Regions from separate parts of the Homo sapiens genome. Here regions 1 and 3 are each linked to region 2. Evidence: chromatin loops called from intact Hi-C (ENCODE). Cell type or tissue: GM12878. All regions are shown on one strand.

Region 1 (8,000 bases), 110 kb before region 2:
AGCACTAATCCCAAGAGGCTGTAGACCCCACCATGGTTTTTTAACACGGCAGCCTCAGGCAAGGAAGGGAGATGCAGAACACAGCGCATGGGCTCCCATTACCTGATTCCACCTGCAACTGACTTCAGTGCAGGTGCCAGGCAGCAGCAGCAATGCTGAACTTCCCGAGTTGTTCTCCAGCCTTATTCCTCCAGACAGTTCCCAGTGCAAGGGAGGGTTTAGTGAATGGAGGAAGGAAGGCAGGAATGAAGGAATGTTCTTCCTGGAATTCTCTTACATGGCTTTATGTTAGCTCCTTTGAAGAGACTCAGAGTTCCAAAACCCTATTGTGGCTGTGAGCAACCACTTGAGAAGGCATTAAGCCCAGGTGAGCTCTGCCAGTTCCAAAAACCTTAGAACAGGAAACTCTGTCTCTCAGTAAATATTTGAAGAAGACTCCAAAGAAGAAAGTAGAATATTCATTCTATAGGATGATAATACACTTAGTTATATTTTTCCCCACCTTAAAAATACAGATAAAATAGTATACTCCTTTATTTATGTTGATGGCACTGCCAACCCACTGTGAAAGGATGTGTACTTTGAGATGTTTTTCCAATGGGAAATGGGGATGGGAATTGGCTTTGGCTGGTGCATACTTACCCTCTCCTTCAGCCCCTTTTGTGTACTTCTGCAAGATGCAGTGAGGTCATGTGCCTATTGGGATCAAAATTATAACATTGTCTTTTTTGTTATTACCCTGACAAAGGGAACTAAACTAAGCTAACAATAACAACAGCAATAGTAACAAAATGGCATTACTCGACCACCATTTGCAGGCACTGTCCTGGGAACCCCATAAACATCACATGATTTAATCATTGCACTAATCCTATAAGGAAGCTGTTATTTAAGCACTTTTCGAGAAAAGGAAATAGAAGCCAAAAGATCTTAGGTAACTGGCCATAAAATTAGAATATGGCAGAGTAGGAAATGTATTTGGTTATAAAATCTGCATTATTTTTGCTTCCCCAAAGCCCCTCGCTGAGCACTTATGTTGACAAAATAAAAGTCTTGCCCTAATTTGAAATAAACTGTTAAATAGTGGTGTTTCAATTTATATTTTTATGGTTGTTGTTGACGTTTGCCTTTGTATTCCAGATGCAGGTAGAGAAAGAGGCTCTTTCAGTGCAGCAAATGCACAATTCTGCTTTGATGCCTTTAAAGAAATTAGCTATGGCCACGCAACTGAGAATCTCTTCTTTTGTCCCTTGACTCTCCTGTCTCCTTGGCTGTGGGGCTTTTTGGAGCCAGAGGCAACAGTGCATCTCACATGGAGAAGGTGCATCACAACACACTTTCAGTCATGTCTAGAGGACAATCAGGTTACAATTTCAAACACTGTCATGATATGGAGATTTTATAGATGCTGGACTCTGTAAACACAAGAGAAGGTCCACTCTCGCCTAAAGTTTCCTAGGAAATTGCCTCCCTCAAAAAAGGGTGTAAAAGGTAAGAGTGTCCATAGGCCGGGCGCGGCGGCTCACGCCTGTAATCCCAGCACTTTGGGAGGCCGAGGTGGGTGGATCACAAGGTCAGAAGATTGGGACCATCCTGGCTAACATGGTGAAACCCCGTCTCTACTAAAAATACAAAAAAATTAGCCAGGCGTGGTGGTGGGCACCTGTAGTTCCAGCTACTCGGGAGACTGAGGCAGGAGAATGGCGTGAACCCGGGAGGCGGAGCTTGCAGTGAGCCGAGATCATGCCACTACACCTCAGCCTGCGCAACACAGCGAGACTCCGTCTCAGGAAAAAAAAAAAAAAAACAGTGTCCATAGCTCTCTTCTGTGGAGCAGTCGAAGAAGGGATAGCCGAGGCTGGAAGGAGGAGACACACTCAATGATGCCAACCAGGCCCATGGAAAATTGGGAGTCCCCACCTCCATCCCTTCCTGTACATTCTTAGCTACCAAGTGCCATCCTGGTGTAAGTCAGCATCCCAAGATGCTTCCTAAAATTCGGGCCCCTTTAACCTCCTTTCTTCTACTTCCTCTTATGTGATCTGTTTTCTCAAAACACAATCTAGGTGCCAGGTGGACTGAAATTAATGTGTTTTAAGACACAAGTGGATAACTCAAGTCAGATGATAAGTATACAATATTCAGGATTGTGCTGAATTGTGCTCTGTGCATAGTAAATGACCAGTGCCTCTAGCACCCAGCGCTAAGGAGGCTTTACAAAACTATTTTTGCCCATTGACTCAATAATTGCTGGATGAATAAACAAATGACTATAGATCACATAAAGAATATTTCATAAGGCTTCTGTCCCCAAGAGGCTTATAATCTAATGAAAGAATTTACAATCTTCTAAGGGTAAATAGTACTGCAACTCAATTGAGAATTTTAGGTGAGTGGAGAAAATATTTCTTAGTAGGGATCTTTCCATTTGCCTTAATTATCTCTCTATTTTAGAGGGGATAATTAACTAATGGAACAAGCCTTCTCCCAATTTGGGTTTTAAACTGGAAGTTAATTGAGAAGCTGTAGTCTAACACGGAATTTAATGTTATTTTTAAAAACAAGAAAAATTGGCCAGGCCTGGTGGCTCACGCCTATAATCCCAGCACTTTGGGAGGCTGAGGCAGGTGGATCACTTGAGGTCAGGAGTTCGAGATCAGCCTGGCCAACATGGTGAAACCCCGTCTTTACTAAAAATACAAAAATTAGCCGGGCATGGTGGCAGGCGCCTATAATCCCAGCTACTCAGGAGGCTGAGGAAAGAGAGTCGCTTGAATCTGGGAGGCAGAGGTTGCAGTGAGCCGAGATTGTGCCATCGCACTCCAGCCTGGGGGACAAAAGCAAGACTTCGTCTCAAAAAAAAAAAAAAGAAAAGAAAAGAAAGAAAAATTAAATGTTAAGGCTGTTGTGTTCCATTTTTTTCTCTTTGCGTGCATTAGAAGAATAGCTCCTGAGTGACTCACCCATAATATGTGTTTGGTAAGTATATATATGTGGAGATGGAGACATAGTTGAGAATGAGGAAGCTGTGGGAATCTTTACAATCATCTTGGGATGTGGATGCATAGGGTAGAATCCCTCTGTCCTCACCCGCTTTCTTCAACGTGAGAGACTGGCTGGCCGCCTTGGCTGCACTTGTGCTGCCTCAGGTTTTGCAACCAGAGATATGGTGTGGGCTGCAGTGCTGCGGGCACAAGTCAGACAGAGAGTCTGGAGTGGAAATAATTATTTGTCTCTGACAGCCAAGCTGACCGAGTAAGAACAGAATCAAATCAAACTTTTCCTTCTCTTCTTCCCATACAAAAATGAAGAAGAATTCTCATATTTTTCCTCTTAATGATTCTTCCCCCAAAACATTCAGAGATTGAGCCAAATGCTTAGAATTGCAGGCTTAATAATTGCACTTTTCTTTTGATGATGGCGGTAATGGAAATGATGATAATGAGGATGATGATGGAAGCAACACCAGGGGGCGCCATTCATGCATTCCCTAGATTATGGAGCAGCGTTGTGTCTTCTAACACGAGCCTTTCAAAAACATTCAGACAGCTCTAAAGGTTAGAAAGTTGTTCCTCACATTGAGCTGGAGTCTACCTCTCTATAATCATTGCTCCATTATAATTTTCTTGCTCTTCAAAGCACATGCACAGCAAGCTCTCTTCCTTGTTTTAATATCGGTTATTATATCTGTTCTGTATCTGCTGCCTGTGTATTTCATTTCTACTTTTAAAAACCACACAAAACATAATAAAAGCACTCAGCGTTTAAATATCTGAAGAGATCTGCAGGTTTTTGATTTAGCTGTTATCTGATAGAGACCTTAGGAAATTATGGTTATACCTCAAGTAAGCCAAGTAGTTGTGTATTAGTCCATTCTCACACTGCTGTAAAGAAATACCTGAGACTGGGCCGGGCGTGGTAGCTCACACCTGTAATCCTAGCACTTTGGGAGGCCAAGGCTGGCGGATCACCTGAGGAGTTCGAGACCAGCCTGGCCCAACATGGGGAAACCTCGTCTCCTACTAAAAATACAAAACTTAGCCTGGCGAGGTGGTGGGCACCTGTAATCCCAGGTACTCGGGAGGCTGAGGCAGGAGAATCACTTGAACCCAGGAGTTGGAGGTTGCAGTGAGCTGAGATCGCGCCACTGCACTCCAGCCTGGGCGACAGAGCAAGACTCCATTTCAAAAAAAAAAAAAAAAAGAAAAGAAAAAGAAATACCTGAGACTGGGCAATTTATTTTTTAAAAAAGGTTTAATTGGCTCACAGTTCTGCAGGCTGTACAGGAAGCATGGCAGCATCTGCATGGCTTCAATTATGGTGGGAGGCAAAGGGGAAGTCAGCACTTCGCATGGCCAGAGCAGAAGGAAGAGAGGGTGGAGGGGAAGGGGCAACACACTTTTAAACAACCAGATCTCATTAGAACTCCATCACAAGAACAAAACCAAAGGGGAAAATCCACTCCCATGGTCGATCCAATCACCTCTCCCCAGGCCCTATCTCCAACACTGGGGATTACAATTTAACGTGAGATCTGGGTGGCGACAGAGATCCAAACCATATCAAGTTGCCTTGTGACTACAGTACTACAGGAAACATGTTAATAGTAGTGAAGAAAAATAGTACCAGCTCCTGGAGTCTCAAAGGGATACTGTGCAGAGCAAATCAGATAATATTTGTGAAGGCAACCTGAAAATAATTACCAATTATGTGAATTCAAATCATTATTTGTATATGGCCAGAGAACAATAAATAATATTAACTACCTGCAAATGATATTAAAATGCATTCATTTATCCATTCACTATTTATTCATCCTTCATTCAACAAATATTTATGAGGTTCCTACTATGTTTCACAACTAGCAAAGCACAGATGAACAAATTTAAGTGAAACACAAATAAGCAAGCCTGAATTGGTTTTAAAACATCTTTTTAAACCTTCAGTTTGCTTTTTCTATACCATCATAGATTGGGTTGCCTATTCTAAAATTTCAAATAAATGGAATAATATAGCAAGTACTTTTTCTTCTGTCCTGTTTTTTTTATACCCAGCATATAATTCTGAGGTCAATGTGAAATACAATTAAGCAAGCCTGAATTTATTTTAAAGTCTTTTTAAACCTTTAGTTTGCTTTCTAACGCAAGGGTTGTAATGGTGAATATACATATATAAGAGTTAATGCCTACCCCCCATTCTTAACTTTCCGACACTCAGAACACTGCCTAAGAGCACTTGAAAGGTTTTATTTTCAAACTCACCTTTCTTCTTTCAAATAATATGATTTTTTAAAGATGAGGAACAAAAGTAAGAAACAGAAAAAAAGACAGGTGGAATGAATAACAGAAAATTCATAAAAATGTAAAAAGTGTATCATTTATGACAAGAAAATGGCCTGCTGTGTCACTATCTGGTCTTTTGGCATAACATTTGCAAAGCCTTTGAAAATCGTTCTTTGTTTTCCATTGCAGGTGCTCCACTTGGATGAATTAACAAGAACTTCAAGTTCTTCCAATGAGGAGGTATTGTTTCTGTTTTCATTTTTACTTCTATTACAGCAGTCCATCTTCAGTCCATGAGGATTAAATGTTTATGGAGATAAACAGTATTTGTTCCATACATCCTTTGCATCTAGAATGTAGATACATACACAAACTCCTACCATGCTTCTTTGAAAGAATTAATCATGTTAAGATTTGGAAATAAGAGGTGACAATTAAAAAACTCAAATAGTTAAGCTGGACACAATGTGTCTTGAAGAAAAAGAGCTATTCTCTCCCATGAGCAGTAAGTGCAAAAGGGAGATTATTCTCACAGACATTTCATAACGCAATCCCAAAAGCCACCCAGAGGGTAGAATTGCTTCAAACAGTCCCTAGATGATAGTGAGTTTTCAACAAATACAAGGATCAAAAAATGTAGATGAATATGGGAATGTCAACCACAAAGAGATAAATATATCATATTTTGAAATTGTAACTATATGAAGATGGTTTGACTTTATGAGTTTTATTGATATATGTTCATTTCTGGGGGAAATGTATAATGTATACCTTCATTTGTCTACAGCCATCTGTCACTTCATAAAAGATGTGGGCTTCCCCAGTATCATCCATGGTGGGGCTGCTAAGACCAGATTTTATGGCTCATAATTCTTACGTATTAAAACACACAGCAAATACATTTTCCTGATGTCAACTGTACTAAAATTAATACGTCAGTATTGTTTGCTCTGGGCCAGCTGGTGGGGAAGATAGGATGAATTCTGACTTGGGCAGGGATGTGCCAAGTCACCCTTTACTCCTTTATGATTGTAACATGTTGCTCTGATGCCTGCTCTCCACGTTCACTCAGATTGTCAGGCTGCACATTTTGGTGAAAAGCAAGAATTTAAGTTATTTATTGCAAACTGGAAATAAAGTCAGGTAATGAGAAATAACAGCAATAGACAATATAGAGAGGAGCTAGCAGTCAGGCCACCTGTAAAATGGTCATTATCTCTTTCAGAAGTAAAGTAGAACTGGTCAATGAAATTCACAGTAAGGACAAAAGACTCCAGGTTTACCACCCTTCCATCACCCTCAGCCTTCCCAACCTCTATTTTTAGTGTCCAGAAATTGTACCAAATAACAGACCACAACCAAAATAAGACATGCTACTTAATAAGAAAGAATGGATCTGTATATAATAACTAAGTCACTGTGCTATCAAGCATGTTCATTCTAGCTCACCAAGAAGTGCTTGAAATTATAGGTAAATATAAAATGAGTTCTTGTCAAGTGTAAAATTAGAGTTTCTATTTCTGAATAAATACTTTTCATATAAAATAAATATGTACAAATAGTGGAATTAATAGTATTTGGTTCCTTTTTTGTCAACTTCAGTTAATACTAAAGTACCAGATACCACAATTCCCATTTTCAAGTATTTTCTAACACTATCTTATGTGATCAAGATAGAAGAGTCTATTCACGTATTCAAGCTTTCCTCTCTGAAATCAGTAAGTCCAGCTGCAATCAAGCCCACATGGCAAGTGGAATTTTTGCAGAAGCAGCTCATCCACTTCTCTTGGTAAGTTAGAATAAAACATGTTTCCATAAATAAAGTCGAAACCTTTTCTTTCTGTCTTTATTTAATCTACTCTAGAATTGTCTGTGCTATCAAAACTGTGGCAAAATAAAAAAGATATTACAGATAGATAAATGCACGCAAAACTATGGGAAAATAAAAAAGATATTACAGATAGATAAATACATGCTAATATAGAATATAAAATATATTTTATACATGCATTTTGTTTCATATAAAATACAAAAGAGTTTAGGATTCTAACTTTCAGTTGCTAGCTTGTAACAACTTCAATCATACTTTAGGCAGACCCAGCTGAAGCATGAATTTTTCAGAGTTTATGATATGGTTTTGATCTGTGTCTCCACCAAATGTCACGTAGAATTGTAATCCCCAGCGTTGGAGGTGCAGCCTGGGGGGAGGTGATTGGATCATGGAGGCAGTTTCTCATGAATGGTTTAGCACTATCTCCTTGGTGCTATTCTCACGATAGTGAGTTCTCATGAAATCTGATCATTTAAAAGTGAGTAGAACCTCCCCCATCTCTCTCTCTTGCTTCTGCTCCTGCCATGTGAGACGCCTCACTCCCTCTTTGTCTTCTGCCATGACTGGAAGATTCCTGAGGCCTCCCTAGAAGCAGAAGCCACTGTGCTTCCTGTACAGCCTTCAGAACTGTAAGCCAATTAATCTCTTTTCTTTATAAATTACCCAGTCTCAGGTATTTCTTTAGCTATTATGAATAATGCTGCTGTGAATATTCCTGTAAAAGGCTTTTTGAGTACATATTCTTTCACTCCTGTTAAATAAATATCTACTAGTGGAATTGCTGGGTCATAGGGTACATGCAAATGTACATGTAAGAAAATATGCTAGATTTTCTCAGAAGATTTTGTCTTTTATTTTACATTTGAGTTTTTGCTCCATGTCATTAT
Region 2 (8,000 bases):
TGGATAACTTTATTCAGCATTTAGCAGAGAATCAGCAGTTTCACCAACTGAGAGCCAATGATGGTAGAGAATTAAGGAGTTGGTGGAATACTTCTTCAATGACCTTGTTACCTGTTTTTTTGTTTTTTTGTTTTTTTTAGACTACAAGCAAACCAGTGCAAATGATGTTTATGAAGAAAAAGCTTCACATTTTTCACATAGAAAAGCCAAAAGCAGTGGGCCTTCAACTCTACTACAAAAGCCGTGACCTCAGCCTGCTTATACTACTGCCAGAAGACATTAATGGGCTGGAACAGGTAAATAACATCAGTGTGTCTGATGTGAGGGTGTTTCCAGTGTTTACTAAGAAAAGAACTGCTTGGCCAAGGTTTCTCCCAATTGTCCTCAGGAAGAATGTTCTCCCTATTATTTAATTCCTATAGAGAAAGGTCACCAATGTACCTTGAGTTCTAGGCACTTCACCTTCACAATATTATTTAAACTTTACAACACTCTATAAAATTAATATTACTGTTCCTCAGAAAGGTTAGGCAATGTATAGACAGCTCCAGCCTGGGGTCATCACACACATAGCCACATGTACAACAGATACAAATATACCTTGTCAGTCACAGAACTGTGTGGATTGATCATAACCATCTTTCAATCAGTCTAGGTTTCCCTCTGGTAGGACCTATGTAATTTGAAATTAATATTTTAACCATTTGCATTAGTATACACACACGTACGCAGACATCAAGCTGTCTTCCAAAACTTATTTGTTGAACATTTTTATCAAGTAAGCAACCTTCAGGAGAAAAAGTCTCTATCAATACTGTCTTCAAGAATTATTTAAGCTGTTTACCAGCTAAATTTCTATTAATCTGGACACAACTTTTGTCAAACCATGCTTCTGAGCAATTTGCATGCCTAAACTGAACATGAGTCTCATGCAACGGATGGCCTGTCTTTCTTTGCACAGTGTCTAATTTTTCACATGTGTCAGACTCTTAATACTTATAAGTTTCCACGATCCTACTAGTATGTAGAAAATATTTCCAAATTATGTCATAAAATTTGTGAAACTGGAGAGGATAGTGAAAATAAAACCAGTGTGGACAAATAACCATCAGAGTCAAGCCCTTGTAAGATAAAAACCTAGAAGTGCAATTTCCTGAGCTGAAGATACTGTCATGTTATTAATGTAAGTGGTTTACAGGTATGCCATTGACAGCCAAAACTTCCGTCTAGAAGATGCATGTGCATTGAAACAAACATGTCATTTAAAAAATCAAACATACACATATATACATGTGTATTTTTGTGTATACATATATACATACATATATAGTATGTACACACATATTTATCATTTTAAAAATTTAAAATATAAAGAAGAGGGAAAGCATCCTTAAACTCACTGTAAAATAATTACTTTTGAGATTTGGAGGATTTTCTTATCTTTTCTTTCTTTTTTGACTTAGTCTATAATTATTAATCTCACGTTGTTTTGATTAGAGTATAGACGTGTTATTTTATTCCAAATTTTGTTTTCAAAGAGCTGTCTCCCATGTCGATAAACAAGATTTTTTGTGCCTTGGCTTACAACTTGAACTAGAGTATATGCTTTTGTATAGCTAACATCTAAATGTATATTTATATTTATGTATTTGAGTGTATAGCTGATGTCTTGCATACTATAGCAGAAGTACTTCCATTTTGAATTAAACTCTAATTCTCCTATATCCGGATAGCAATTAATCTGCAGAAAAAAGATTTTGAAGGTCAACATTATACAACCAAAGGATTTCCAGATGTGTGTGTGTTGTCACCCTGAGTAACGGGAGTGATCATAATTCACCTATGTAATTCCTAGGGTGCTCTCTCTACTACTGTTTTTCATTCCACTTTGGAATTACTGATTCTTTCTTTCTTGGTTCCAAATGGGCAGCTGGAAAAGGCCATCACCTATGAGAAGCTGAATGAGTGGACCAGTGCAGACATGATGGAGTTGTATGAAGTGCAGCTACACCTTCCCAAGTTCAAGCTGGAAGACAGTTATGATCTCAAGTCAACCCTGAGCAGTATGGGGATGAGTGATGCCTTCAGCCAAAGCAAAGCTGATTTCTCAGGAATGTCTTCAGCAAGAAACCTATTTTTGTCCAATGTTTTCCATAAGGCTTTTGTGGAAATAAATGAACAAGGTACTGAAGCTGCAGCTGGCAGTGGGAGTGAGATAGATATACGAATTAGAGTCCCATCCATTGAATTCAATGCAAATCACCCATTCCTCTTCTTCATCAGGCACAATAAAACCAACACCATTCTTTTTTATGGAAGATTATGCTCCCCCTAAATCCTGCATATCTCTCAACAAACAAGACCATCTTACAGTGTGAAAAATGTACCATGAGATGGAAAAGCACAATTTTCACAAAAATGAGTTTGTAGTCTAAACCTTTTTCACATTTGAATATAAGTAAATAGATCTTGAAATAATGCATTCTAATGATCCTGTCATATCTGTACAGCTGGAGAGAATGACGATTTTTATTTTTAACACGTTAACATTTTGTCTAATGTGACTTTCATTTACATTTCAGAAGTACTATGCTATTCAACTGAATGCCTTACAATTCTTGATCACTTGCAATATCCATGATACTTGTTATCATATATTTCATATACATCATTAAATGAAAAAAAATCTTTATAAAGGTGATATGATATTGATAAATACGAAGTTTCTCAAGAATATCGTTTTGATCAAAAATTTAGCCCGGCATGGTGGTGCACACCTGTGTTCCCAGCTACTCAGGAGGCTGAGGTAGGAGGATTGCTTGAGCCCAGGAGGTTGAGACTGCAGTGAGCCAAGATCACACCAGTGCACTCCAACCTGGGCAACAGAGCAAGACCCTGTCTCAAAAAAATCATTTTGGTGGCTCATAAATTATGATTGTAAAACTAAACCCCCTTTTTCTGCTATTTAAAAAATACTTATATTGACATTAGCTTAAAAAACTAGTGAAATCCAAATGAAATTTGAAGTTTAGCTAGTAGCAATCTCTCAATGTTGGTGCCCTAGTTTTGACAAATGTACCGTGGTCATGTAAGATGTTATCACTTGGGGAAACTGTACTGGAGTATATGAGAATTAGCTGTATTATCTCTGCACCTCTTCTGCCAATCTAAAATTATTCCAAAATAAAAGTTTTATTAAAAATAGTCATTATGGATGGCTGAAATACTCAATACCAACATCCCCCAGTAGCCTTAGCCCCGGCGAGCGCAATGCAGCGCGCGTTCCTCCTCCTGGGCGCCCATCCTCGGCTGCTGCCTCTTCCTTTCGGGCCCCGGGACCTGACCTTCCTTCCGGGTCCGCACAGAAGGCCTGAGCGCGTCGCCTCTAACACTGGTCCAGGGCGGGGGAACGCGGTGTGCCTCGGCTGCCACCTCCTGGTGACTAATTCTAGTGGACGTGGAGAGCGAACCACAGCCTCAACAACACCTAATTCTAATTACAGCTGGTGATCGGTGAGGTGACGGAAATAAACGGGGCGCTATGGCGGGAACTAATAGATGGTCTCCTTAGGGTGTATGAGGTGTCCCTTGACCCTTCTCTCCCCGAAGTGGACATCAAGGTGATCCTCCCCCCATGACCTCCTACCCGTGGCATCCTGCGACCCCCACCCCCGCTGCCAGCCCAGTCCTCCCAGGAGCCCTCGAGGGGAGCACGGGGTTGGCTGAGGGGATGGGGGAGCTTCCGCGGACACAGTCCAGCCCCGCAGAATGCAAGCGGCGCAGAATCCTTGAAAGAGCTTCCGAGTGAAACCCACGCCCGCCCGTGGGGCGGAGCCCTAGCAGGGGCGGGCGAGTTCCCGCAAGGCCAGCGCGGAAGGGAAGAACACGGTGTGGGGAGGCAGGGGCTCAGGAGGGCGCCATCAGCTGGTGCTCAGAGCCCGGAGGAAGGAACTCCCCCCGGAGTTGGGGGGGGTGGCCCTAGGGATGCCTCACCGGCCCCATCTCTCCACGGAGCTACGGGTAGCATCGCCCATCGCTCCTACACCCCACGCGCCCTGGCCCAGAACCGGCGCTAGGCTCGGGCAGGGATCACCTCGAGGCCGGGGCTACCCCAATTTTAGGGCCTGAAGTTACCTGTTGCTTTCAGGGACTCCGAGCCCTGTATTTCTCCGTCTGACTCAGCTCCTAGACCACACGGGAGCCTCTGCTCTTTTCCCGACATCTCCGGATTTCAGCATCTGGCTCAGCTTCCTGGTCATCGGTACCTGCACCATCATCTGTCCACACATCTGCAGCTTTCAGTTCCTCCTAGATGCCCGGCTAACCCCCAACCCACAAGATTCTACACCCGCTCGAATCTAGGCACTTTTACTGCCACTTAACTATGGCCACGCACTCTGTGATCCCATATGAACCTGGTCATCTCCCCAAACTGCTCAACTTCCTCCTCAAAAGTCCTCCTCCTTTTATTTGTTGTTTTCAGTAACTCTCTTATCTAGTTCTTTCTGTGCCTCTCTTGCCTCTCCAAGTGTCTTTTTCCGGCTCTTTTTTCCTCTATTGACCGCTTATATTTTGGCGTTCTTAGGGCTCTGGTGCTCTTCACACACCCTCTGGAAAATCACTCCATTCCCGTGACTTCAACTATATCGATTTGTTGAGGACCACTAAGTTTTTCTTTTTTTGTAGAGAAAGGGTCTCATTATGTTGCCCAGGCTGGTCTCGAACTCCTGAGCTCAAGTGACCTTCCCACCTTTGCCTCCCAAACTTCCCCTGAACTTTCCATATAACCTTAGCATGTCAAAAACGAAATTCATTTTCTCTTCCAAATTCATTCAGTTTCCTCTTTCCCCAATCTTGCTTATTGTCACTGCCATTCACTGGCTTGTCCAAGTCAGTAAGTCTGCAAATCATGCCAGCTTTCTCCTTCCTCACCCTCCTACCCAACAATCCCCAGGTCCTGTCCATCCTCCTTTTTAAACAGCTCTTCCATACATTTTTTAGTTTAGGTTTTTCATTAAATCAAAGACATTTCCCTAATTTCCTAGTATTTTACCTGCTGTTTCTGATTGTCACTATTCAGAAGGCAAAAGACATGGTAAATGCCATCTGTCCTTACCATACTATCCTTGTTCCAGCTTCCCTCTATCTGTAGACAGCATGCTCTCTCTAGTTCCTCATGGCTAGGTTTCTTGAAAGAGTAGTCGAAGAGGGCTGTCTTCACTTTTCCCTTTTATATCTCAATCCAATTCAATTTGATTTTTATCCCAACCACTCTCACTAAGGTAAGTAGTGACTAGAATACTGAGAAGTGGGCTCTCTTCAATCTTAATGTTCCTTTTCCTCTAGTAGCAGCTGCTGATACTATTCACCTCCTTCTTTTTCTTTGTCCAGCTTTTTCTGTATCTTCTCCTTTTTTACATCCTTTTTGCTATGTCCTCTTTCTGAAGCCATATCTTAAATGTTGGCATTGCTGGGCATGGTGGCTCATTTCTGTAATCACAGCGCTTTGGGAGGCAAAGGTGAGAGGGTCACTTGAGCTCAGGAGTTCGAGATCAGCCTGGGCAACATAGTGAGACCCTGTTTCTACAAAAGAGAAAAAAAAATTAGCCGGGCATGGTGGTGCATGTCTGTGATCCCAGCTACTTGGGAGGCTGAGGGAGGATCACTTAGGCCTAGGAGGCCAAAGCTGCAGTGAGCCATGATTGTGCCACTGCACTCCAGCCTGGAAGACAGAGTAAAGACCTTATCTCTAAATAAATAAATATTGGCATCATCATCTAGGCTTCTTTCATCAGACCAATGTCTTATTTATATGCAAGCTGCCTGGGCCAATTTGTGTCTCCTGAAACTTCACTTGGTGCCTCTACACCATACCTTAGTCTTTACTTCTGTCTCCAGGCATTTTTACTTGCTACTCCTTTCCCCCATGTTCTCTCTCTCTGTTAATAAGGTCATCATTTATCCAATTATGTATGTTAAAAAACTAAGTCATATAGTAATCTGCTCTTTTCCTTGCCCTCTCCCCCAAAATCAACTTGGTCATTAGCTCCTGTGATTTCTGCCTTCTAATGAGTTCTTGGCATCAGCATTGCTACTGTCTGGGCTTAGGCCCAAAATACTTGTGTTCTGGTCTCCTCCTGCATCCTAAGTATTGACATTAAAGTAAATCAGACAGAGAGAGAGAGAGAGAGAGAGAGAGAGAAATCAATAAATCATGCTATCATGCCACTTCTCTGGTTTTAATTCTATAATGGTTTTCCATTGCTCAAAGAATAAGCCCCAAATTTCTTAGAATGGCAGACAGAATCTTTCCCAGTTTAGGCTTGACCTACTGACTGGGTTTAACCTCATTCAATGTCACCATGTGCCACTCCCCAGTATACACCTTCTATTCCACCCTCAAAATATACCCATTCTTCACCTGCTACAAACCTTTTCACAACCACATTTTAGAAATATGTCCCCTCTGCCTAACATATTCTTTCTCCACTCTCCATCTGTAAAGTCACTCATCCTATAAGACTCAGCTCAACTGATGCTACTGTGGATTCATCCCGAGTCCCCAGAGCTACTGTTTCCATCATTCTCTTCTCATACTGCTGTGTACCTGCTCCATTAAAGCCGCTGTCCACTCTATTGTAAATACAACCTGTCTTTCCCATTCATCTGAGATACAGAGAAAAAGAAGGTACATATTTTATTTAGTTTTGTTTCTTAACTTCCTTATGGCCTGTTGCAGTGCTCAGTACAATAAAAGTCTAATAAATGAAGTTATGGACAACTAGTAAATGGTTTGTTTATATTGTTTCCCAAATCTGTTATTTAGTGAAGAAGGGATTTCAAGGGATGAAAAGATTTGATGTGGGAAGGATTTAGAAAATATCTAAGCATCTAAATGTAAAAGATGGTCTGTGGTTTAAAAAATACAATCACTTTTTCTCTTTTTAAAACAGTACAATAGAAATCTAGAGTGGAGCAGGAGAGCATGGCCTCATTGCATCGCTGAGTCCTTTTCCCTCAAAAATGAATTATTTTGATTCTTAACTGTGGGAACAAGAGAGGTAAATTTATTCAGAATTTTTCCATGAAATTCCAGTAAGGGGGAGAAAAAAGCAATTTGCATTTATATTGATGGACTGTGAATTTTCTTCAATTCCAGATCTATTATTTCAGTTCAGGGAATGGAAGCCACTAGAGATAAGGAATCTTCTTCACCACTTGGTTGTTACCAGTCTGTAAGCTGAGGCGCGGGTTGCTGAGTGCCGGAAAAATATGTTCCAGCCTCAGTGCTTGACCCTCCACTAAGATATTTGAAGATATGGCCGGGCGTGGTGGCTCACGCCTGTAATCCTAGCACTTTGGGAGGCGGAGGCCGGTGGATCATAAGGTCAAGAGACTGGGACTATCCTGGCCAACATGGTGAAATCCTGTCTCTACTAAAAATACAAAACTTAGGAGAGATCAGGTTCCAAGATGGTCCAATAGGAACAGCTCCAGTCTACAGCTCCTAGTGTGAGCAACGCAGAAGATGGGTGATTTCTGCATTTTCAACTGAGGTTCCGGGTTTATCTCACTGAGGCTTGTTGGACAGTGGGTGCAGGACAGTTGGTGCAGCCCACTGAGTGTAAGCTGAAGCAGGGTGGGGCATCACCTCACCCGGGAAGCGCAATTGGTCAGGGAATTCCCTTTCCTAGCGAAGGGAAGCCGTGACAGACGGCACCTGGAAAATCGGGTCACTCCCATCCTAATACTGCACTTTTCCAATGGTCTTAGCAAATGGCACACTAGGAGATTATATCCCGCGACTGGCTGGGAGGGTCCCACGCCCACGGAGGCTCGCTCGCTGCTAGCACAGCAGTCTGAAATCGAACTGCAAGGTGGTAGCGAGGCTGGGGGAGGGGTGCCCGCCATTGCTGAGGCTTGAGTAGGTAAACAAAGCCACCAGGAGGCTCAAACTGGGAAGAGCCCACCACAGCTCAAGGAGCCCTGACTGTCTCTGT
Region 3 (8,000 bases), 87 kb before region 2:
GTGACTTCCCACACTTAGTTCTAATTTTGAGTTAAAGGCCAAAGTAATGATACCTTTAAAGAGCTTAAAATAAGTGACTGAATAAAATAGAAGTGAAGAGAGGTGGTATTCAAATTGTTTAATTGAATTGTTTAATTATTTTGCCAGTGGGCGTCAATCCATCAGAACGACTCCAGATGCAGCATTGGAGCATGATGGAGGCCCCTTCCTGTGACACACAGTAAAATTACTGGATGGAGAGGTGACTGGGCCTCCCAAGGAAGGGACAGGGACAGGAGCAGGGGGGGATTTGGAGAATGGTGCATCAGCAATTTACTGGTATGAAAGTATTGTAAGAATTTTGCTTTGAGTCTGCTGTACTGTACAAACCAGCTGAATTTCAGCTCTGAGTACTTACATAGTAAAAGAAATCCCTCAGCCCAGTCCTAAGAGGGGCATTCAATGAGTCCCAGAGGTGATAGACAGTTAGAGGTATAATTAATCAGTTATTGACAAATAAATGCCTAAATCTGAATCTTACTCATTTAGGTAGTCATTTCCTAGGTGCTTTGAGATATAAGAGTTGTCCCCCAAACCATGTTATCAGGGAAGCTTTATGGCAACCACTGTCCTTGGAGTTATATTTTTGGTCTTTGTTCCTAAATTTTTAGTTAACTGTGATATCATTTTTGCCTCAGAGAAGATGGAATGAAACTAGCAACACAAATCTCTTTTTTGAGATTTTTAAAAAAGAAATAAAAAAGGAGATCAAGATCATTGAGGCCAAGACCCTCAGCTCAGAAGTCAGGATTTTGGAGGCTTGGCTGACTCAGGTAGGAGCTTTTCTTGACTAGAAAATACTGTTTATAGAGTGGCCAGGGAAGAATTAGACATTATGATCAGATTCCCTGGGCACTGTGATCCTAAATTATGTGGAATATGCATGTCATTTTTACATTCTTGAGGTCCTTACAGATTTATAAAGCAAATCAGCAATTCAGCATCCTTCTGGCTTCATGCAGAACAAAGAAGCCGACATCCCGAAGTCCAGGGATGTAGTTCTTGATAAGCCTACCCTTCGGGTCTATCTGGGTGACACTGGGGTCTCAACTGGTTCCAAATTCCATCTCTTACCTTAGGCTTCCTAACATCTTTAGGATGGAAATCATAGACATTTCTTGCTATCACTTACACCCACCCCTTTCTCTAAGTAGCCTGAATTAGAGCCATGGATAATCCCTTTCTAGTCTGGGCCAGAAGTTCCCCTCGGGTGTACTCACACCCTCAAGTCTATTGTCTTATTTTTATATGCTTGCATTCTCTCTCTAAATCATCCTTATACAGTTCTGAGGGCTTCAAAAAAATCTGTACCTATTAAATTTAACATTTCCAGATTTGGTATATCCTGAATGTGTATTCCAAACTTTTCCTCTTAGATTGTTTTCATTTACAAATTCAAGCAACTTGTCATCACTGTCTCCAATGCAGTCATTAAATAACATAGCCAGTGACTGTTTGACCCCGAGTGTGATATGAGTAGCCTTTAAAAACCCTGTGACCAATACAAAGATGATATTTTATGAACTGTTTCTATCTCTTAATGATGCATCATAAATATTTTTGTAAGTAAAACATGTTGGAAATAATTGTGTCAAGAAGTGTAAAGGGGCTTAAAATGTTATTCGTTTTTATCACGTCTGAATTTACAACTGAAAACAGCTTTACATGAAATAATCATGCCATTTTACGTTTTTGTTTTATTTATTCATTTTTACTAGCAAAGACCAAGAAAACAAGCAAAGTATCCAAAACAAAAAGAGGAATATGGGTTAGTGAATTATGATGAATTGACAAGATGGAATATTATCATTCCATGGAAACGATTTTAGAAGAATTTATATCAATATGGGTAAATGCTTCTTTTCTAAAGTTTAGTGTAAAATTCAGGTTAAGATGTATCATTAGTGCTGTCAAGATGATTAGTAGTAAAAGAGATAACATTTTGAAGAGTGACAAAATGTAAACTAGTATGACATTTGGACACTTAGATTTAAGTATAACATATAAGAACAATGACAAAATATTATCTCTTCAGTTCCATTGAAAGAAGGTCTTTGGCCAAAAACTTCAACCATGGCTGAAAATTGCTTATATTAATGAACTATACATTTCAGTTAGGGCTTAGTCTTGTTAAAATAAAAATGTAATATCTCGCAGTGGTGAATTAGGTTTTGGAGGCAACAAGGCTCCACTGACTGGGAACATGAAGACGTTATTTGCCTCTCTGACAACTGCTTCCTCCCCAGTGAAAGTAGTAGGGCTAGCGTTAGCCTCAGACGGTTGTTGTCAGGATTAGTATGCTGACACGTGTAAGGCACCTACTACAAGCCCAGGCATTTAATAGATCCGTAATAAGTTATTGCTCTTTATTAAATTGTTCCAACTTTCACTTCTGGAAGAAAATAACCGATATAGCTCAGGGTACCTGGGTTTTGCTACAGTGCTTCTGGCTTAAAATCTGCATAGAACCAGGTTTTCCTGATTTAAGGTCCTTTTCAGACTCCTTGAACAGGTTATCTTTCCATAAAATGCTAACTCTCATCATCCTTACTCTAGGGAAATGTGGGGTTTTTTTATGTGGGGATAGGGTCTCATACTAAACCACACTAATTTTTTTATGCAAATTACACACACACACACACACACACACACACACAAAGTATTTCCTCCAACATAGTGTAAGGCTACTTTCAAGTGAGCAAGTGTATTTACCAGTTTCTGGAATTATTTTCCTGGACAAGCCTGACCTCTAGAGGACAGGAGTTGCTTGTTACCCACTGAGAGCCAACATTAGATACCGTTTGTGGAACATTAAGGTGCCGTGAAGTCAGACAAGTGCTGGGGTTGGCATGATGTGAATATAGGATCTTAATTCTGCACCAACTAGCTTGAGCAAAATTCTTTATCTCCTTGATCTTAAATGGGTTTTAAAAACTTTATTGAGGTATAAGTTACATCAAATAAACTGCACATATTTATAGTAAGCCATTTTATTAGTTTGACGGTTGTAAACATAGCAGTACAATCAAGATGCCACACTTCCATCACCTCCTAAAGTTTCCTCATCCCCTTTTGAAGTCCACTCTGCCTCCATCCCCATCCACAGACAACCAATAATCAGCTTTCTGTCACTATGCATGAGTTTGTATTTTCTAAAAGTTTTTATGAATGGAATTATGCAGCATCTACTCTGTTGTGTCTGGCTGCTTTTACTCAGACTAATAATTTTGAGATTAAATTGTGTGTATCAGTAACTTACTCCTTTTTACTGCTGAGTAGTATTCCACTGTCTGGATACACCACATTTTGTTTAACTTGAAAGGGATCATAGTCCTAAATGTAAAAAGTTAGAACTGCTAGCAGAAAATACGGGAGAAAATCTTTGTGAGATCTGGCTGGGCAAGGATTCCTTAAAATATGAATTGCACAGATAATAAATGAAAAAAAGGATAATTGGAGTTTATCAAAAGTAAAAACATTTGCTCTTCCTAGTAAACAAAAAGGTGAATCAGAAATTGGGAGAAAATATTTGTACACATATAGCAGATAAAGGTCTTATATTCAAAATAATAAACTCAAAGAAAAACATTCAGTTAAAACACATGCAAAATATTCTAGCAGACACCTTACATAAGAAAATATACAGATGGCCAATAAGCACATGAAAAGATGGACAACAACATGAGTTATCAGATAAATGCTTAAGGTATTTTTAAAGTCTCTGAAATCGGGTTATGTCTTACTATTTAGGTGCTTGCAATTGGTGTGCTCCTTTTGATGTAAAGTTAATTTTATTTTTAGAAGCAATATTTATTGGGTACTAAGGTTTGGGCAATGTTTTAAACACTTTGTATGCATTATGTCACTTAATTCTCACAAAACCTATGAAGGGAGTACTATAATTAAATCCATCTTCATGGGTGAGGAAATTGAAGCTCACAGAGTGCTTATAACTTGCCCTAGTCCCACAGCTAACAGATGGCAACACCAGGCCTGGAACCCTCTAGCTACCACTATAGCCCATGGGCTTAACTATTATGCTATTTTAAAAATTATTACACTAATGGTGAATGGTCAGTGGAGAATGCCTCAGAAAACAGAGCCTTCTCTGGAGTCCTGATATTAACTTATTTCATTACATTTTGTGGAGAATACCTCAGAAAACAGACCCTTCTCTGGAGTCCTGATATTAACTTATTTCATTACATTTTGTGGATCATTAGATGAATCACTGTAAGGTAAGTGCCTAGTGCCTAGTAGGTATGATCTATTAATGCTACTTCCCTTTCTTCCATCTATTTTGAGGCTTTTGGAAATTGCCAAAATAAATGTTTGAAAATTACATGATTCAATCAATTTAAGCCAGATTTTTATTTATCACTACTATCATTCAACTTTTAACAATCATCTTTTTTTGTGAAAGAATTTTGAATGATGCAGTATTCTTTATTTTTTAACCTGAAAGCATTTTGAATGCTGCAATATTCTTGATCATGGTTCTCAACTAAGGGTGATTTTGCCCCTGGGCGACATCTGGCTCTGTGTCTAGAGACATCTTTGATGGTCAGAATTGTAGGGAAGGGCTGCTACTGCCATCCGGTGGTTAGAAGCCAGAGATGTGGCTGAACATGCTACAATGTAAAGGACAGCCCCACAACAAATAATTACCCAGCCCAAAATGTCAACAGTGCTGATGTTGAGAAATCCTGCTTTACACAATATGCGGGACTTAATTATTTATTGACATCAGTTGAGAATACTGAAATGCTGCAGGAAATGAAAGAAGACTTGGTCTCTGATAGCGTATAGTTACCAAGCCAATGAGGGAAATAAAGAAAATAACACCATGAACTCTACCACTATTATTATAATAAATGTTACAACAGAAAATAATAGAATATTTTAAGGTTTTAAACAAGGGGACTGTAGTCGGATAACACAATGAAAAAAATCAGAAAATGCTCTTTGAGAATCAAGTATGGAAGTACTGTATTTCCTTAATAAAAATAAAATTCGGCTTCTTTAGGGTTGATAATAGAAAATAATTCTTGTTTGCCAAACTTCATTTTCCTTTTAATTCTCTGAGGTATGATGAGACAAAATAGAAATTGTTTAAGGAGACTTAACTAAAGGATGTGGAGTCAACCAAACAGAACAATGTAAAACTGGATGATATCTTACAAAATATGCTTGCACTCTGGGGCTTGAACATGTCCCATCCTGATCTCGGGCCCTCCTCCACAGTCAGGGTGACTCTTAATACCTAGTACACACAATCAAAAATCCAGGCATTTAAATGTCTTCAACGCTGGACCTAGAGAGAAATACAGTTCCCTCCCCCCTCACTCATAGTTACCTCTGAACTGTATTTTCTGTTTTAGCACCTCCTTCACTTTCCAGTGATTGACATGTTCATTGAAATTGCTTCCCCTCTTACAGTGGTGTGGCCTTAATCTGTGTGCTGAACAGGATAACTCTCTTAGAATGTAATACTAAGCCCCGCACAGTCATGTCCTAGATTTAGACGTGGATTAGCAGAGACAGTAGACTGTGGCCGCATTGATGGTAAGATTTTAGACATCGTCTAGTCTAGTATAGGAGATTATTCCTATTGACAGTATATTTAGGTGGAATCCATTTCTAATGCTGTCTTTCAAGAATAATGCAAGGTATGCACTAATCATATATAGATTGTCAGAAACTATTGTATCTAATGGAGAGAAGCCACTGTTAGCACCAGGGAAGCATCAATAGGAGACAAGGTCAAAGGGTGAGCTAGGAATCCAAAGGTAGGGAAGAATTAGGCAAACGGTTGCTATATGTTGATTGTGAGTGATAAAACAGGGCTTGTGCTGGGAGTAATGAGATATTTGATAACATATTTCTTCTTTTTATGAAAACAATAGGTCTTGCCCGGGCACGGTGGCTCACCCATATAATCTCAGCACTTTGGGAGGCCGAGGCGGGCAGATCACCTAAGGTCAGGAGTTTGAGACCAGCCTCACCCACATGGTGAAATCCCATCTCTACTAAAAAAAAAAAAAAAAAAAATTAGCCAGATGTGGTGGCAGGCATCTGTAATCCCAGCTACTCAGGAGGCTGAGGCAGGGAGAATCACTTGAACTGAGAGGCAGAGGATGCAGTGAGCTGAGATCACACCAGAAAACAGGGAGATCTTGAGGCATAGCAGTTCCCGGTAACTTTAAAACTGATGCTGGCCAGGAAAGGGACCCAACGGTTTGCACTTGTTTAACCTGCATTTGAGGTTGTAATGTTACAGGCATTTGAACTGCGGGAGGAGGAGTTGATGGCCCTTGTGGTTTAAGCTCTGATGGCCCTAATAATTCTGGACCTCCTTCCTTTAATTTTGATGATTCAGGATATATTACCTCCTGTAATTGATTGTAGTCAACATTTTGCGTTGACCGAGCCATTACAGACTCTGCTACATTTTTAAAATGTGAACTTTCCGTTCCTTTCTTGAACTCTGTCCTTGCTTCTTCTTCACAATGTATTACACAGCTTTTAGGGGCATCAGAGACTGAAACACTATCTTCTGTTTGAAACGGTTCTAAAGTTGCTTTAATAATGGCCCAATCATTCCATACCGTAAGTGGGATGATTTTACCTTCCCTATTTGCTTGTTTTAATTCTTTGCCAATTTTTTCCCAATCTTTTCGATCTAAAGTTCCCTGTTCTGGAAACCATGGGCAGAATTGTCCTATTGTTTGAAATAGCGTAATTAGATTTTCTGTAGAAGCTGTAACAGAGATCAGACTGTTACTGTGTCTATGTAGAAAAGGAAGACATAAGAAACTCCATTTTGGTCTGTACCCTGAACAATTGTTTTGCCATGAGATGCTGTTAATCTGTAACTTTAGCCCCAACCCTGTGCTCACAGAAACATTTGTTGTATGAAATCAAGGTTTAAGGGATCTAGGGCTGTGCGGGATGTGCCTTGTTAACAATATGTTTACAGGCAGTATGCTTGGTAAAAGTCATCGCCATTCTCCATTCTCGATTAACCAGGGGCACAATACACTGTGGAAAGCCGCAAGGACCTCTGCCCAAGCAAGCCTAGGTATTGTCCAAGGTTTCTCCCCACTGAGACAGCCTGAGATATGGCCTCGTAGGAAGGGAAAGACCTGACCGTCCCCCACCCTGACACCCGTAAAGGGTCTGTACTGAGGAGGATTAGTAGAAGAGGAAGGTCTCCTGCGGTTGAGATAAGAGGAAGGCCTCTGTCTCCTGCATGCCCCTAGGAACAAAATGTCTCGGTATAAAAGCCGATCATACATTCGTTCTATTCTGAGACAGAAAAAAAAAACCGCCCTGTGACTAGAGGCAAAATATACTGGCGACAATACTACTCTGTTACTCTTTACTACACTAAAATGTTTAAATAAAGAGAAACATAAATCTGGCCTACATACACATCCAGACATAGTACCTTCCCTTAAACTTATTTGTAACACAGATTCCTTTACTCACATGTTTTCTTGCTAAACTTCTCCCCACTATCACCCTGTTCTCCTGCCACATTCCCTTTACTAAAATAGTAAAAATGATAATCAATAAATACTAAAAAAACTCAGAGACCAGTCCGGTACAAGTCCTCTGTATACTAAACACCGGTCTCCTAGGCCCACTGTTCTTTCTCTATACTTTGTCTCTGTGTCTTATTTCTTTTCTCAGTCTCTCGTCCCACCAGACAAAAAATACCCACAGGTGTGGAAAGGCAGGCCACCCTTTCACAAAATGAAGAAAACCCATACCTAAAAATAAGGGGAAAACTTTAAAATGTTTTTAATTTTTAATTTTTTGTGGGTATGTACTAGGTATATATATTTATGGGGACATGAGATATTTTGATAAAGGCATAAATGCATAATAACCACATCAACATAAATGGGTATCCATCTTTGTGTTGCGAACAATCCAAATATACTCTTTTAGTTATT

The links. A loop is a pair of places that touch in the nucleus more often than their neighbours do. Peaks named below come from ENCODE experiments on the same cell type or tissue, not always from the same donor. Only the 100,000 strongest peaks of a DNase experiment are listed, where the experiment ranks them.
Region 1: a loop joins it to region 2, with 7 times the contacts of the local background. A loop is called at or near these places in 31 of 110 quality-filtered maps.
Region 3: it touches region 2 in a loop (6-fold over the local background); 13 of 110 quality-filtered maps call a loop at or near these places.

What each region holds. Positions count from the first base shown.
Region 1 is chr18:63,820,656-63,828,655 of GRCh38, forward strand. No RefSeq gene overlaps it. Among named protein-coding and RNA genes, the nearest start is that of SERPINB7, 49 kb to the left of the region's middle. In GM12878, a CTCF peak has its summit at 3,477 (motif pointing right); no DNase peak of the experiment used is centred here.
Region 2 is chr18:63,932,908-63,940,907 of GRCh38, forward strand. SERPINB10 (serpin family B member 10) reads left to right here. Exons shown (of 8, transcript NM_005024.3): 7 at 141-296; 8 at 1,931-3,204. The coding sequence ends at 2,335. Among named protein-coding and RNA genes, the nearest start is that of HMSD, 12 kb to the right of the region's middle. RefSeq lists an enhancer at 7,289-7,789. In GM12878, CTCF peaks have their summits at 3,435 (motif pointing left) and 3,896 (motif pointing left); a DNase peak (open chromatin) is centred at 3,414; H3K4me3 peaks cover 1,219 bases; H3K27ac peaks cover 392 bases.
Region 3 is chr18:63,845,542-63,853,541 of GRCh38, forward strand. No RefSeq gene overlaps it. Among named protein-coding and RNA genes, the nearest start is that of SERPINB2, 38 kb to the right of the region's middle. RefSeq lists an enhancer at 2,686-2,795. In GM12878, CTCF peaks have their summits at 2,791 and 4,637 (motif pointing left); no DNase peak of the experiment used is centred here.